Linked DNA regions of Homo sapiens: region 2 is linked to region 1. A link is a contact called in ENCODE Hi-C or POLR2A ChIA-PET data. All regions are on one chromosome and are shown on one strand. The core of a region is the stretch at or near the end of the contact, and the rest is flanking DNA. Distances in the headings are between cores, read along the strand shown.

The links. A loop is a pair of places that touch in the nucleus more often than their neighbours do. ChIA-PET counts read pairs that join two places held with the same protein, here RNA polymerase II (POLR2A). Pooled maps may share reads with other maps.
Region 2: a pooled map shows a loop between it and region 1 (2.4-fold over the local background). The contact joins the enhancer-like site here to the promoter of PELI3 in region 1. A Hi-C loop is called at or near these places in 1 of 50 pooled maps. POLR2A ChIA-PET finds 5 or more read pairs at or near these places in 5 of 52 experiments (Caco-2, GM10248, IMR-90 and 2 more).

The regions. Positions count from the first base shown.
Region 1 is chr11:66,464,376-66,471,309 of GRCh38, forward strand. It overlaps PELI3 (pellino E3 ubiquitin protein ligase family member 3), which reads left to right and starts at 2,530. Exons shown (of 8, transcript NM_145065.3): 1 at 2,530-2,652; 2 at 3,753-3,905; 3 at 4,458-4,529; 4 at 6,867-6,934. The coding sequence starts at 3,754. RefSeq lists enhancers at 495-996, 997-1,496 and silencers at 2,448-2,657, 2,668-3,017.
Region 2 is chr11:66,656,502-66,663,435 of GRCh38, forward strand. It overlaps a transcript of RBM4 not described here. Among named protein-coding and RNA genes, the nearest start is that of RBM4B, 18 kb to the right of the region's middle. Within about 2 kb of position 2,635, at least 2 of the 41 ENCODE cell types and tissues checked have a DNase peak (open chromatin) inside an H3K27ac peak, as active enhancers do.

The DNA of each region.
Region 1 (6,934 bases), core at 1,280-3,779:
GAAGCTGGAAACCATCATTCTCAGCAAACTATCGCAAGGACAAAAAACCAAACACCACATTTTCTCACTCATAGATGGGAATTGAACAATGAGAACACATGGACACAGGAAGGGGAACATCACACACCGGGAACCGTTGTAGGGTGGGAGGAGGGGGGAGGGATAGCATTAGGAGATATACCTAATGCTAAATGATGAGTTAATGGGTGCAGCACACCAACATGGCACATGTATACATATGTAACAAACCTGCACGTTGTGCACATGTACCCTAAAACTTAAAGTATAATAATAATAAAATTTTTTAAGAAAGAAATAAAGTTTCTATTTTATTCCTTTCTTTGAACCAACAGGGACAAGATCTAGATTGAAGAGAGAAAAGGGAGGGTTGACAAAGGAATTTCAAAGCAATACTGCAAAATCCTATTCACCACAAGTATCATTATTATTCCCATTTTACACATAAGGAAACTGAAGCTTAGTGAGATTAAGAAGCTGGAGTTCTTGGAGCAGAGCGCTGGATTTAGAGCCAGAAGCCAAGGTTGGAACTTAGGCATCTGCTACTGGTGTCCTAACTCTCCCTTCCTCTCCCTTACTTGGGCAATCCTGGTGTCGGGCCCACCTCAGCCTCCCTGAGGCCTGATGGTCTGGCTGTGCCACCATGCAGCTCCAATCCCAGTACTGCCCCAGGAGAAATCCCTGCCTCCTCCTCCAGTGAGTCTTGGTGATCCCTCTCAGACCTTCCTCCATGCAGTCCAGTGTCAGGTGGAAGCACTGGGGCTCCTGTGAAGCATCAGCTCCACATCTGCCTGGCTTGTGACCTGGGGCAAGTTTCTTCTTCTGCCTGAGCCTCAGCTTCCTGGTGTGTAAATTGGGGATTATAACAGGGATTCAGTATATATTCACTGAGGACCTGCTCTGGCAGGCAATGCATTAAAAGCTGGGGGTACACAAGGGAGTGAGGCTGTCCCAGGGTCCCCGTGCACACCCAGCACAATGGACGCCTCTGGTGGCATCAGTGAGGGCAGCTATCCTGTGTCACAGGGTTTGTGTGACCTGCAGCCAGCAGCCCAGCGGTCTGGTGGTGTCCTGCTTGGTGGAAGTCTCGCAGGGAGATTCTCTGTGACTAACGAGTGTCTTTTCCCCTAAAGGATGTGCCGTCGGCTGCTTTCTTGTTTCATCTAGCCGCTGGGCCCCAGAACAGTTGGCAAAGCAGTTGGTATCTTTGGCTATTTTTAGGTGGAGGAGTTAGCGGGGTGGATATAGTAGGGCCCCAGGGGAGTCTGGTAGATGGGGAACTTCAGGTGCAACAAGTTTGTGGGGGTGGGAGTGGCAGCGGCTCCCTCTCAGGAATGTTTAGGCAAACTAAACATGCATCCTTCATAATGGAAGTCAAAAGCCACCTCCTCTGTGCAGTCTTCCTTGATTTTCTCATTAAACACCCCCACCGCCCCCCACAAGACCAAAGACTTGATCTGGAACTATAATCCAGCCTTTATAGTTCCAGACCAAGAGTACTGAGCAATAGGGACCTTACCTGATGCAGACAAGGTTTCTCTTCTGCACCTCTGAGGCTCCATCCCTAGTCAGAACGACAAGGTACGAAGTTAGGAGTTGAGACTGAAGCCACTCATACAGCTGAGATTCTCTCTTGGCCCGTTTCTAGCAAACTACAACAAGCAAGTCACTTTTGTAAATCTATTTCCTCATCTGTAAAATGGGCAACTATCGTGCCTGCCTCCCAGGATTAAAGTAAAGGGTTTAATTTGCTCAAAGCACAGCGCACAGCGCCTAACGTAGACTGATAGATCTCTCGCAAGCCCCAGGCCCAGAAGGGGCGGTGCTCCCCCAAAACTCTCTTTCCTTTGCAGCACAGCGGGGGGTGTGTGCATCCTGGCGGAGGGGAGGGGACTGAGGGGAGGGGAATGGGGGGTGCCCGAGCTGGGCTGGAAGACAGGTCTGCGACTCTGGTCAACTGCAGCTGCTTTCCCCGGCCTCCACCGCTGCCGCACACCCCCTTTGCCTTTAGCATTTTCCTCCTCTCCTCTAATTGCGTGGCGTCCCCAGATGGTAGGCGGGGTGTCGGAGCTGGGGGTGCGTAGTCCCGGGCCTAAGGCTAGGGAAGGGGCCTCCAGCGCCGTGTGAGGGCCCTGACCGACAGTGGGGAGGGGCGCCCATGTCTCTGGGAGAACCCCGGAGTCCCCGGAAATGGAGGCGGAGTTTGGGGAGTCTGAAATGGGGGAGGGGTCGTGTAGACTACGGGGGAGTCCTGAGCCGGCTAGGAGGGGCAAGGGAGTCCCTCAGACGGAGTGGAGAGCGGGGCTTCCCTGGTCAGAGGGCGGTACCAGGGGAAGGGCGTGGTCTCCTGCGAAGGGGCGGAGCTCCGCCTACGAAGGCTGAGCATCGCCGCAAGAGGCGGAGTCTGGAGCGAGGCGGAGCTCTCCTAGGGGCGGGGAAAATGGGGCGGGGCCTCCGGACAGGGGGCGGAGCGTGGCTGTTCGCGCTCATCCCCCTCCCCCGGCCCTGGGTGTCCCCGTGACGAGGCAGCGCGGAGCCGCCGCGGGCCGGGCCCATCCCGCCGCAGCGGCCCGGGGCCGAGCAGGGGCTAGGCGGGGAGGGAGCGGCGCCCAGCGGGGCCCGGAGCGTGGCCAGGTGAGGCCGCCGGGGCGGAGGGGGCGGGGGCTGCGCCAGGCGGGCCCCGGCGGGCGCGGGGGGCGTGTTTGCGTGTCTGGGGGTGGTGGAGGGAGTGGGTCCGAGGGCGGGCGCCGGTGGCTGCTGCGCGCCCGCGCGTCCCTGCGGTCGCGGGTGCGGGTGGTCTCTGCGCCGTCCGGGCCCGGGGCGTGCGGGGCCGTGCACGCGCGCGTGTTGTGCGGAGGGGCCGCCGGGTGTGGACCTGCGTAGGTGCTGGGCCGCGGTTCCCGTTCTGCCCGCCCGGGGCGCAGGGCGCGGGCCTGCCCCGGCGCGGTCCCTCTGGCGCGGGGATGTTTTCCAAACGGGCTGCCTGCGGGAGACGGCTGTGCTGCAGCCCGAGCTCGAGGGGGGAGCGCCGCCTCCGCAGGCCTCCTGAGACCCGGGCGGCTGGGGACGCAGACAGACACCTGAGGGAGGGAAGAGCGCGCACCCAGGAGGAGTCTATTGGCCTACCCGCAGGGGGAGGCCGAGATGGGGAGACTGAGGCAGATGGTGAGGCGGAGGCGGGCAGACAGGCAGAGATGGGGAATGGGGGGAGAGAGACGGCAAAAAGGACAGCGGCTGGGAGGACAGAGAGTCATTGAGAAAGCAGATGGACAGACAGAGGCCTAGACCTCAAAGGGGCAAGAAAGATTCAGATGGACAGGTAGATTCAAAGAACCTGTCAGAGAGGCTAAATCAGAGGTCCAGAGGCTAAGAGCTATAAGCAGGAACTGAGTCTGAGATGAGGGGTAACGGCCCCCAACTCATTGGGTGCCCCGCTTTGAAGCACATCCCAGACTGGGATCTTGGCCAAAAAGCAGCCTCTGGCCACCCCAAGTTGGTCCATCTCTTTGGCACCACTGAATATCCTGACTCTCTTCACTGTGCCACCCCTCCCTGGTATCCCAGCAACCTCGGGCAGTTTAGAGGAGGCAGAGGGGAAGTGGTTGCCATAGCAGTAGAGGCGGTGAAAGGTCACCCTTGCCTTAGCCTAGGCGGCCCTGCAGCAGGCTGCAGCTGGAATTGAGCCGGGCTGGGGTGGGAACCTACAAAGCTCTTTTCTCTCCCACTCTGCCCAGAATGGTGCTGGAAGGAAACCCTGAAGTGGGGTCCCCCCGAACCTCAGACCTCCAGCACCGGGGGAACAAGGGCTCTTGCGTTCTCTCCTCTCCCGGTGAAGATGCGCAGCCAGGCGAGGAGCCCATCAAGTATGGTGAACTCATCGTCCTGGGGTGAGCATCCCTGGCCTAGAAGGGGTGAAGCACCAGACACCCACCCAACGCAGCCAGAACAAGGGCCCGACCCCTCCTCCCCCCACATAGGGCCTTCAGCTGTTTGTCCCTCCTCACCTTCCTAGCTGAAAGACAAAATTGACCAAACCCACCTCAATTCATAATTATTATTTTATCTTCCCATTTTTCACAAAGTACTGTGACAACTCTAACCACCCAACTTCCTGATCAGATGAGAAAAATGTTAACACCAGCTGCCTTTCCTAAAGCACCTAGTGTGTGTGGTGTGGGGTGAAGAACTCTGGTTCTCCAGCAAAACTGCTTGGTTCAAATCCTGCCTCTGCAAGTTGCTGAACTTCCCTGTGCCTCTGTTTCCCCTGTTTTGCAAATGGGGATGATAATAATCCCTTCCTCAGAGGGTTGTTGGAAGAAATGAATGAGGTGATTTCTGTAAAGTACATAGAACAGCGCCTAGCACATATCGAGTGTTCTGGGAGGCAGGCCTGTGCCAAGCCCTTTCATGGACATTATTTCATTTCAATCTTCACAAAGATGCTGTGAGGAAGGAGGTGAGGAAACCGAGGCTCAGAGAGGGGAAGTGACTGGCCCAAGGGCACACAGCTGGTAAGTGGCAGGGCTGGGATTTGGACCCAGGTCTTTCTTACTCTAGGTCTAGTGCGCTTTCACTAAGCCACAGCTGACCCTCACACTACAGATGAGAAAGCCAAGGCCAGGAGAGAGGAAGCAACGTGATCTGGCGGCCTGGCCAACCTCATCCCTTCCTGGTCTTTGCCTGACCAGGATCCCTGCACCATCCACTCAGATCTTTCCCCAGGGACAGACCCTCTTCCTCCTCCCCCATCTGGATCTCCTTTTGGCCTCTCTTTGCCATCAGTCCTAAAGAAACTATTTGATAAGCTATATTATCATTAAGATTTTTTTTTAATGGCTGTTTGTTGACACATGCTTTAAAAAAAAAAAAAGCAGTAATAGTGAACACTTATCAAGGGCTTCCTATAAATATGCCAAACTCTGTGCCAAGCGCTTTTAAATGCTTTGTCTCATTTAGTTCTCAAAATGAACCTGCGAGGTAGGTCCTAAAAAATTAGCTCCATTTTACAGAGGTCATGTGATAAGTGGAAGAGCCAGATTTAAGCCAGGCCCATCTGTGTCCCAAGCCTGTGTCCTGAACTGTCCCACCTCAAGACCTGCCCCCCATGTGTGAGAAGAGCTCACAAGGGCAAAAGTGATGTCTCCCTTGGGAGAAGCTGCCTTGGAAAAGCAGCTGCTTCATATCCCAAAGGCAGGACTGGCTTTCCAGCCCAAGGCAAGGCCACTAATGTGGGAGGCTGCAGACCCATGGGTATGGACCCTCCTGTCAGCCCCCTTGGGGAGCAGAGTCCACACTGGCTGCATATCAGAGCTGGCTGGAGGGCACTGAAAATACACATTGACAGGCCCTCTCCAAGCCTACAGAATCACAGTCGCAGTGGGTGGGACCAGGGAATCTGTTTTTTTTTTTTGTTTTTTTTTTTTTGAGACAGAGTCTTGCTCTGTCACCCAGGCTGGAGTACAGTGGCACGATATCAGTTCACTGCAACCTCCACCTCCTGGGTTCAAGTGATTTTCCTGCCTCAGCCTCCTGAGTAGCTGGGATTACAGGCACCCACCAGCATGCCTGGCTAGTTTTTGTATTTTCAGTAGAGACAGGGTTTTATTATGTTGGCCAGGCTGGTCTTGAACTCCTGACCTCAAGTGATCTGCCTGCCTCGGTCTCCCAAAGTGCTGGGATTACAGGTGTGAGCCACTGCGCCCGGCCTCATCTGGATTTTAACAAACTCACTAGAAGATTCTGATTCAAGTGGCCTTGTCTGTATTTGGCAGCTCTTTGTCCTGTCACTTCCTGTTCCCAGACCTTCCTGGCACCCCACTGGTTGTTGAATAATGTCCTCAGCCTGGAGTTCAGAGCCCTCCCACCAGTGTCATCTCCCCCACATACTTCACCACCAAAGCCACCATTCCCTGATCTCATCAGACCCTGCCAGCCTTGGGCCCTTTGCTTAGGGTGAGCCTCCATCTAGAGGGGCTTCTGGAGTCAGAGAGACTGGGCTCAAATCTGGACATTTTCACCTACTAGCCAGAGGCAAGTCACATTACCTCCCTGAGCCTTGATTTCTCTCATTTGTAAGATGGGCAGAAAGCCACTTGCCTGGCAGGCCACTGCACAGATTCCATTAGGTGATTGATAACATGAAGGCCAGGAACACAGAGGCAGCAGCCCATGGCAGCGATGAGAGCTATGCCTCACCTCCTCTGTGCCTCTCACAGCCATGCCCTCCAGACAAGAGCTGGAAAGGCAGGTGGAAATTTGACATGTATGGACATATGGAGGTACTGGCATTGTGTGTCATTTTTTCCTTCCATTTTGGTTTTGAGTAGTGGTGTGATAAGTGACAGCTTACTACAGGTGAACCCTTTCTAGTTCTTCAAAACCCAGTAGAGGTGTTCCCTCTCCCAGAAACCTGATCCTAGGGCGAGAATTCCCTTTTCTTCCTCTAGGCTTATGGCATCCTTGGCTTGTGCCTGGGTGTGGCAGGTGGCACCTAGGTTCCTGGAGAAGCTGAGGAACCCCTCCACTGAGGGCCCACAACTGACCCGTGGTGCATCACCTCTACCGCCCCAGTGCACAGCACCCATCCAGGCATGGCTCAAGTGTCCAGGAAATACTTGGTTAACTGAATGAAAGTGCTTTTGAAACTGCTCTGACACCCCCCTCCCACTCCCCAAGGTACCAATTTGTTATTGTAGGGTCTTCTAGTTTCAGGTGCTTGTAGAGCTTGTTTATTAAGGTAGGATCTGCCTAGAAGTTGGCAGTTTCCTCCAAGTCTCATCAGGGGTTCACTTTCTCTCTTTCTCTCTCTCCTCTTGCAACCCCTTCTTCTTAACCCCCGACATCTACAGCTACAATGGTTGTCTGGCAAGTGGGGACAAGGGCCGCCGGCGAAGCCGCCTGGCACTGAGCCGCCGGT
Region 2 (6,934 bases), core at 1,385-3,884, 190 kb after region 1:
CCCAGCCTCAGTTGATCTGCTCACCTTGGCCTCCCAAAATGCTGAGGTTACAGGCATGAGCCACTATGCCCGGCCTGAAGTATTATTTTCAAACAATAAAATATACCAATTTTGAAAACAATTTGACACATTGTGACAATGTACTTTTTTGGGGGGCCTTTTGTTTTGTTTTTTAAAAAGATGGTGTCTCACTCTATTGCCCAGGCTGGAGTGCAGTGACATGATCTCGGTTCACTGCAATCTCCACCTCCCGGGTTCAAGCGATTTTTGTGCCTCAGCCTTTTGAGTAACTGGGATTATAGATGCATGCCACCATGTCCAGCTAATTTTTATATTTTTAGCAGAGACGGAGTTTCACCATGTTGGCCAGGCTGGTCTTGAACTCCTGACCTTAGGTGATCCACCACCTTGGCCGCCCAAAGTGCTGGGATTATAGGCACAGTCGTGAGCCACCATGCCCAGTTTGACAATGTACTGGTAATTTTGGTAACTGATGGTTACAATCTTGTTCCCATTGTTGCAATCAAAATACAGAACATTTTTGTCAGCCAAAAAGCCCTTGTGCCCCTTTGTAGTTAATCCTCAGCCCCTGATCAATTTTTTAGTCTTTTTTTTTTTTTTTTTTTTTTTTTAGGTGCGGTCTTGCTCTGTTGCCTAGGCTGGAGTACAGTGGTATGAGTATGGCTCAATGCAGCCTCAACCTTCTGAGCTGAAGCGGTCTTCCCATCTCAACCTTCCAAGTAGCTGGAACTACAGAGGTATGCACCATTGCACCTGGCTAATTTATTTTTTATTTTTATCTTTTGGTAGAGATGGGGTCTCCCTATGTTGCCCAGGCTGGTTAGGAACTCCTGGCTCAAGCTATACTCTTGTCTCAGCCTTCCAGACTACTAAGATTAGGCCGGGCGCGGTGGCTCACACCTGTAATCCCGGCACTTTGGGAGGCCGAGGGGGTGGATCACTTGAGGTCAGGAGCTCGAGAGCAGCCTGGCCGACATGATGAAACCCCGTCTCTACTAAAAATGTAAAATATTAGCCAGTTGTCGTGGTGCGCACCTGTAGTCCCAGCTACTTGGGAGGCTGAGGCAGAAGAATCACTTGAACCCGGGAGGTGGAGGGTGCAGTGAGATGAGATAGCGCCACTGCACTCTAGCCTGGGCGACAGAGCAAGATTCCATCTCAAAAAAAAAAAAAAAAAAAAAAAAAATTATAGGCATGAGCCACCTCGCCTGCCCCCTCCCCCACCTTTTTTTTGAGACAGGGTCTTCCTATGTCACCCAGGCTGGAGTGCCGTGTTCAACCTCCACCTCCTCCCGGGCTCAAGCAATTCTCTCACCTCAGCCTCCCGAGTAGCTGGGACCACTGGCGCATGCCAGCATGCCCAACTAATTTCTGTATTTTGTAGTTGTGGTTTTGCCATGTTGCCCAGGCTGGTCTTGAACTCCTGAGCTCTAGCCATTTGCCTGCCTCAGCCTCCCAAAGTGCTGGGATTACAGGCGTGAGCCACCTAGTCTGACCCTTTTTTAAAATTTTTTTTTTTTGAGATGGAGTTTTGCTCTTGTTGCCCAGGCTGCTGGAGTGCAACGGCACGATCTCGGCTCAGTGCAACCTCTGCCTCCTGGATTCAAGCGATTCTGCTGCCTCAGCCTCCCTAGTAGCTGGGATTACAGGCATGCACCACCACGCCCGTCTAATTTTGTATTTTTAGTAGAGATGGGGTTTCTCCGTGGTGGTCAGGTTGGTTTTGAACTCCCGACCTCAGGTAATCCGCCTGCCTCGGCCTCCCAAAATGCTGGGATTACAGGCGTGAGCCACTGTGCCTGGCCTAGTCTGACCTTTTTTTTTTTTTTTTTTTTTTTTTCGTTTTGTTTTAAATGGGCAACTAGAATAGGCTCAGAGATTCCCTGAAATCATTGTTAATTGTCACAATTTAGGGGGTTTCTCCCGCCAGGGATGTGGCTAAACATCCTCCAATGCACAGGAGGGGCACCTTTCCCAGTTATCACTAGTGCCAAGTTTGAAATCCTCTTCAAGACTTCATTCATTGCTTTGGCTTTGTATACCATATGGAGTTGTGCTGTTCAGTGTGGTAGCCAGAGACATATACAGTGCTGCGAGTACCAAATACCTATGGGATTTAAAAAATTAATATAAGCCAGGCGCAGTGGCTCACGCCTGTAATCCCAGCACTTTGGGAGGCCAAGGTGGGCAGATCACTTGATGTCAGGAGTTTGAGACCAGCCTGGCCAAGGTGGTGAAACCCCATCTCTACTAAAAATACAAAACTTAGCCAGGCGTGGTGGCACGTGCCTGTAGTCCCAGCTTCTTGGGAGGCTGAGACAGGAGAATTGCTTGTACCTGGGAGGCGGAGGTTCTATTGAGCCAAGATTGGGCCACGGCACTCTAGCCTGGGCAACAGAGCAAGAGTGTCTCTCAAAAAAAAAAAATATATATATATATATATTCAGTTTTTAATGCTCATTATATGTTGAAATGGTCATTTTTTTGCACATATTGGGTAAAAATACATTAAAATTTTTTTTTTTCCTAACCACCAGACTATCTGGGGAAAATAAAATTAATACAATTTAATTTCACCTGTTTCAGTTCCCTATGTGGTTTGCATTTGTGGCTCACATTGTATTTCTGTTATGTAACACTGATCCAGGTGCTAAAGACTCTTGATATCTCCAGTTTGAAACCTCTCTTCTGTGCTCAAGATTCAGGGATCTGGACACCTAGCTGACATTTCTTCTTGGTTCTTTTTTTTTTTTTTTTTTTTTTTTTGAGATGGAGTCTCACTCTGTTGCCCAGGCTGTAGTGCAGTGGCGCGATCTCGGCTCACTGCAAGCTCCGCCCCCCGGATTCAAGTGATTCTTCTGCCTCAGTCTCCTGAGTAGCTAGGACTACAGGCACGTGCCACTACACCTGGCTAATTTTTGTATCTTTAGATACAAAATTTAGAGACGGGATTTCACCATATTGGCCAGGCTGGTCTCGAACTACCGACCTCGGGTTCTGCCCGCCTTGGCCTCCCAACTTGCTGGGATTACAGGCATGAGCTACTGCACCTGGCTGGTTGTCTTAATACACCTCAAACTTGGTATATCTGAGATAGAGCTCCTGAGACTCCCCACTCTAAAATCATTTCTCCTTCAGTCTTCCTTATCCCATTCTCTCTTTCAGCCAGATTGCTGGTAGTCATTCTTACGCCCTCCCCAACCATTAGCAGCTCTTGATCATGTTTATATCACATGTTGCCTCTTTTCTCCATGTCTTTGCCACAGCCATAGTCTAGACCATGCTATCCTCTCCCACCAAGATGACTACAGTGACCTCCAGGTCCATCTTTTTCTTACCCTTGGGTCTTCAAAGTATTCTCCATTTAATAGCCAGAATGTTCTTGTGAAATGTATGTAAATCAGATGTTTCTTTCGTTACTTAGAACCTTTCAGCAACTTCCCCTTTTATCTAAAGTAAAATGCCCAATCCCTTAGTTTGAACGTGCCTTTCCTCTGTCACACTTTATTATCTCAGGCCCTTTTCCCTGCTTATCTATCCTTTTCTGACCATACTGACTCTCCTTTCAGATCCTTGTATACACTGAGCTCTTTCCTGCCTCAGGGCCTTTTTTTTTTTTTTTTTTTTAAATCTGAAGGGACCTTTCTCTTTACTGCTTTAGAGCTAACTTAACTTCAGGTCTTAGCTTCAGGATCAAGTATTGGAATGCCCTCCCAAACCACCTGTAGCTTAGTAGATATGTCCTCCCATTATTCCCTGCCATTGGACCCATTTTGTGTAATTTGTGGTACTTATCACAATTTCTTTTTTTTTGAGATGGGAGTCTCTCTTTTTTTTTTTTTTTTTTTGAGACAGAGTCTTGCTCTGCAACCAGGCTGGAGTGCAGTGGCACGATCTTGGCTCACTACAACCTTTGCCTCCTGGGTTCAAGTGATTCTCCTACTTCAGCCTACTGAATAGCTGGAATTACAGGCTTCTGCCTAATTTTTTTGTAGTTTTAGTAGAGACAGGGTTTCGCCATGTTGTCCTGGCTGGTCTCAAACTCCAGACCTCAGGTGATCCTTCTACCTCGGCTCCCAAAGTGCTGGGATTACAGGTGTAGGTAGGCCACTGCACCCGACCTAAACTTTTTTTTTTTTTTTTTAATTTGAGATGGAGTCTTGCTCTGTCGCCCAGGCTGGAGTGCAGTGGTGCGATCTCAGCTCACTGCAAGCTCTGCCTCCCGGGTTCACGCCATTCTTCTGCCTCAGCCTCCCGAGTAGCTGGGACTACAGGCATGTGCCACCATACCTGGCTAATTTTTTTTGTATTTTTAGTAGAGGCAGGGTTTCACCATGTTAGCCAGGATGGTCTCGATCTCCTGACCTCGTGATCCACCCGACTCGGCCTCCCAAAGTGCTGGGATTACAGGCGTGAGCCACTGCGCTCAGCCGTGCCCGGCCTAAACTTTCTAAATCTCAGTAGCCTTAATTGCTGGGAGAGCCAGTGATGCTACCTCATTGGGTTCTTGTGGATTTGCAGGGGTGACAGATACACGGTTTGAATTTGGCCTGGATTCTCAAAGGCCCTGCAAACCTAAGGCACTTCAGATTGAATTCATCTCGTCAGATTTTTCATTCTTCTCCTGCAAGTTCCTGGAGCTGATTCTATCATTTCTTGCATTTCATTTCTCCTCAGCGGCAGAGCCTAGCTCTGGTCTGAAGAAAGCCGAGATTGATCTTCCAACAAACTGACAGCTCTTCCCAGGAATATTTATTTCTCCCCTCCTTCCTTTTCCCAAATCTCCTAGGCCAGGTGACTTCCTGAGGACCAGGTTTGTAAGCAAAATCCTGACAAGCTATGAAACCAATCTGGGGCAAGTTGCTTCCCTTTTCTGGTCCATCTTGCAGGCAGCCAACCTTTTTCTGCCCTTAGGACAAGTTTCTAACAGCACCTTGAGTGCCCTGAGGGCCTAGTGTCTTTCTGTGCCATGCTGGAAACCTGAGGAAGGGGGTAGATCTGAGGCTACAGAAACCACATATGCCTCATTCATCACCATGTTCCCACATCCTAGCTCATAGTAGGAATTCAAACAGTTGATAAATGAATTCAGGAGCTTTTAGCGTTGAGAGGCCTCATGGGACTCTGAAATGGTCTATAGTGAGAAACTTGGTGAACTAAAGGAATTTTGTATTCACAATATGCAATTTATCATATAAGAAGTAAGGTTTAGGAATAAAAACATTGGCCAGGTGTGGTGGCTCACGCCTGTAATCCCGGCACTTTGGGAAGCCGAGGTGGGTGGATCACCTGAGGTCAGGTGTTCAAGACCAGCCTGACCAATATGGTGAAACCCCATCTCCACTAAAAATACGAAAATTCACCAGGCGTGGTGGCGCGCGACTGTGATCCCAGCTACTGGGGAGGTTGAGACAGGAGAATTGCTTGAACCTGGGAGGCAGAGGTTGCAGTGAGCCGAGATCATGCCAGTGCACTCCAGCCTCAGTGACAGAGCGAGACTCCATCTCAAAACAAAAAAATACATTTGTCCTACTCAACAGTACTCTTTTGGTGTGAAAGGTTTTCTAAAATAAAAATTATGCAATTCTGCAGGGCTTTTTCTCCACCTATGAGCAGCTTATTTTACTATCTAAACTGCTGTCCAATAGAGTAGCCACTAGCTACATGTAGCTAATTATAATTAAATAAAAAACTCAGTTTCTCAGTGGAATAAACCACATTTCAGGTACTCAGTAACCACAGTAGCCACAAATTGGACAGCACAGATATGGAACACTTCCATCACTGCCAGGAGTGTTATTGGGCAGTGATGATATAGAACTCTTTTGCAGAAAATTTTTTTTCTTGTGCCAATGACATAGAAATCAAGATACTTTTATTTATTTATTTATTTTTTTGAGACAGAGTCTCACTCTGTTGCCCAGGCTGGAGTGCATTGGCGTGATCTTGGCTCACTGTAACCTCTGCCTCCTGGGTTCAAGCGATTCTTGTGCCTCAGCCTCCCTAGTAGCTGGGATTACAGGTGCACACCACCATGCCCGGCTAATTTTTTGTATTTTTAGTAGAGATGGGGTTTCACCATGTTGCCCAGGCTGGTCTCAAACTCTTGAGCTCGGGCAATCCACCTGCCTCAGCCTCCCAAAATGCTAGGATTACAGGCGTGAGTCACGCACCTGGTATATGTTAAACTTCCTATGTTAAATTGGTTGAAACCTAGCACAGAACCACCAGAGATTTTGCTGAGGCCAGCAAAACCTGCAAATTTTTTTTCTTGGCTCTGCATAGTGCCTTGCAGATCATAAGAAAATCCCAGCATCTTTGCCTTATTTTCCCTTTTGTAAAACAGAGACAGTCTTGCTTCCTTGGGGAATACTGACGCTAACATGAGCCTTATGTACATCACCACTGGTTGGAATGTGTGCATGGATGGACAGGTTAACTTCTGTAGATTGTCAGACCATTCCCCTAAGAAATAAGGGAAAATTTTTGCTTCACCTGTCAAGATTAAGTATAAAATATGTGAGGTAAATGCTTTATTATTGTAGGTAAAATTTCACATGTAGTCAGAATTTACACATCAACATTTCCATATAAAGTACAATAAAGCTTAAGTAGAGTTGAGTCCATCATTAAATGTGTTCTATGGGGATCTAAACAAAGATAAATAAGATGTCCATAATCTAGAAGACATACTTTACTGCAAAATGTCACTGCTAATCATTAATATGTGATTTGCTTTTCTGCTCAAAGTACTATGTATGAATATTTTAGCCAAAGCCTAATCCTAGCAGAATATTAGCACCTTGGGAAGACAGACCTCTTTTAATAGCTCATAAGTGAATTTAATTTTTTATTTTTTTGAGATGGAGTCTCGCTCTGTCACCCAGGCTGGAGTGCAGTGGCGTGATCTCGG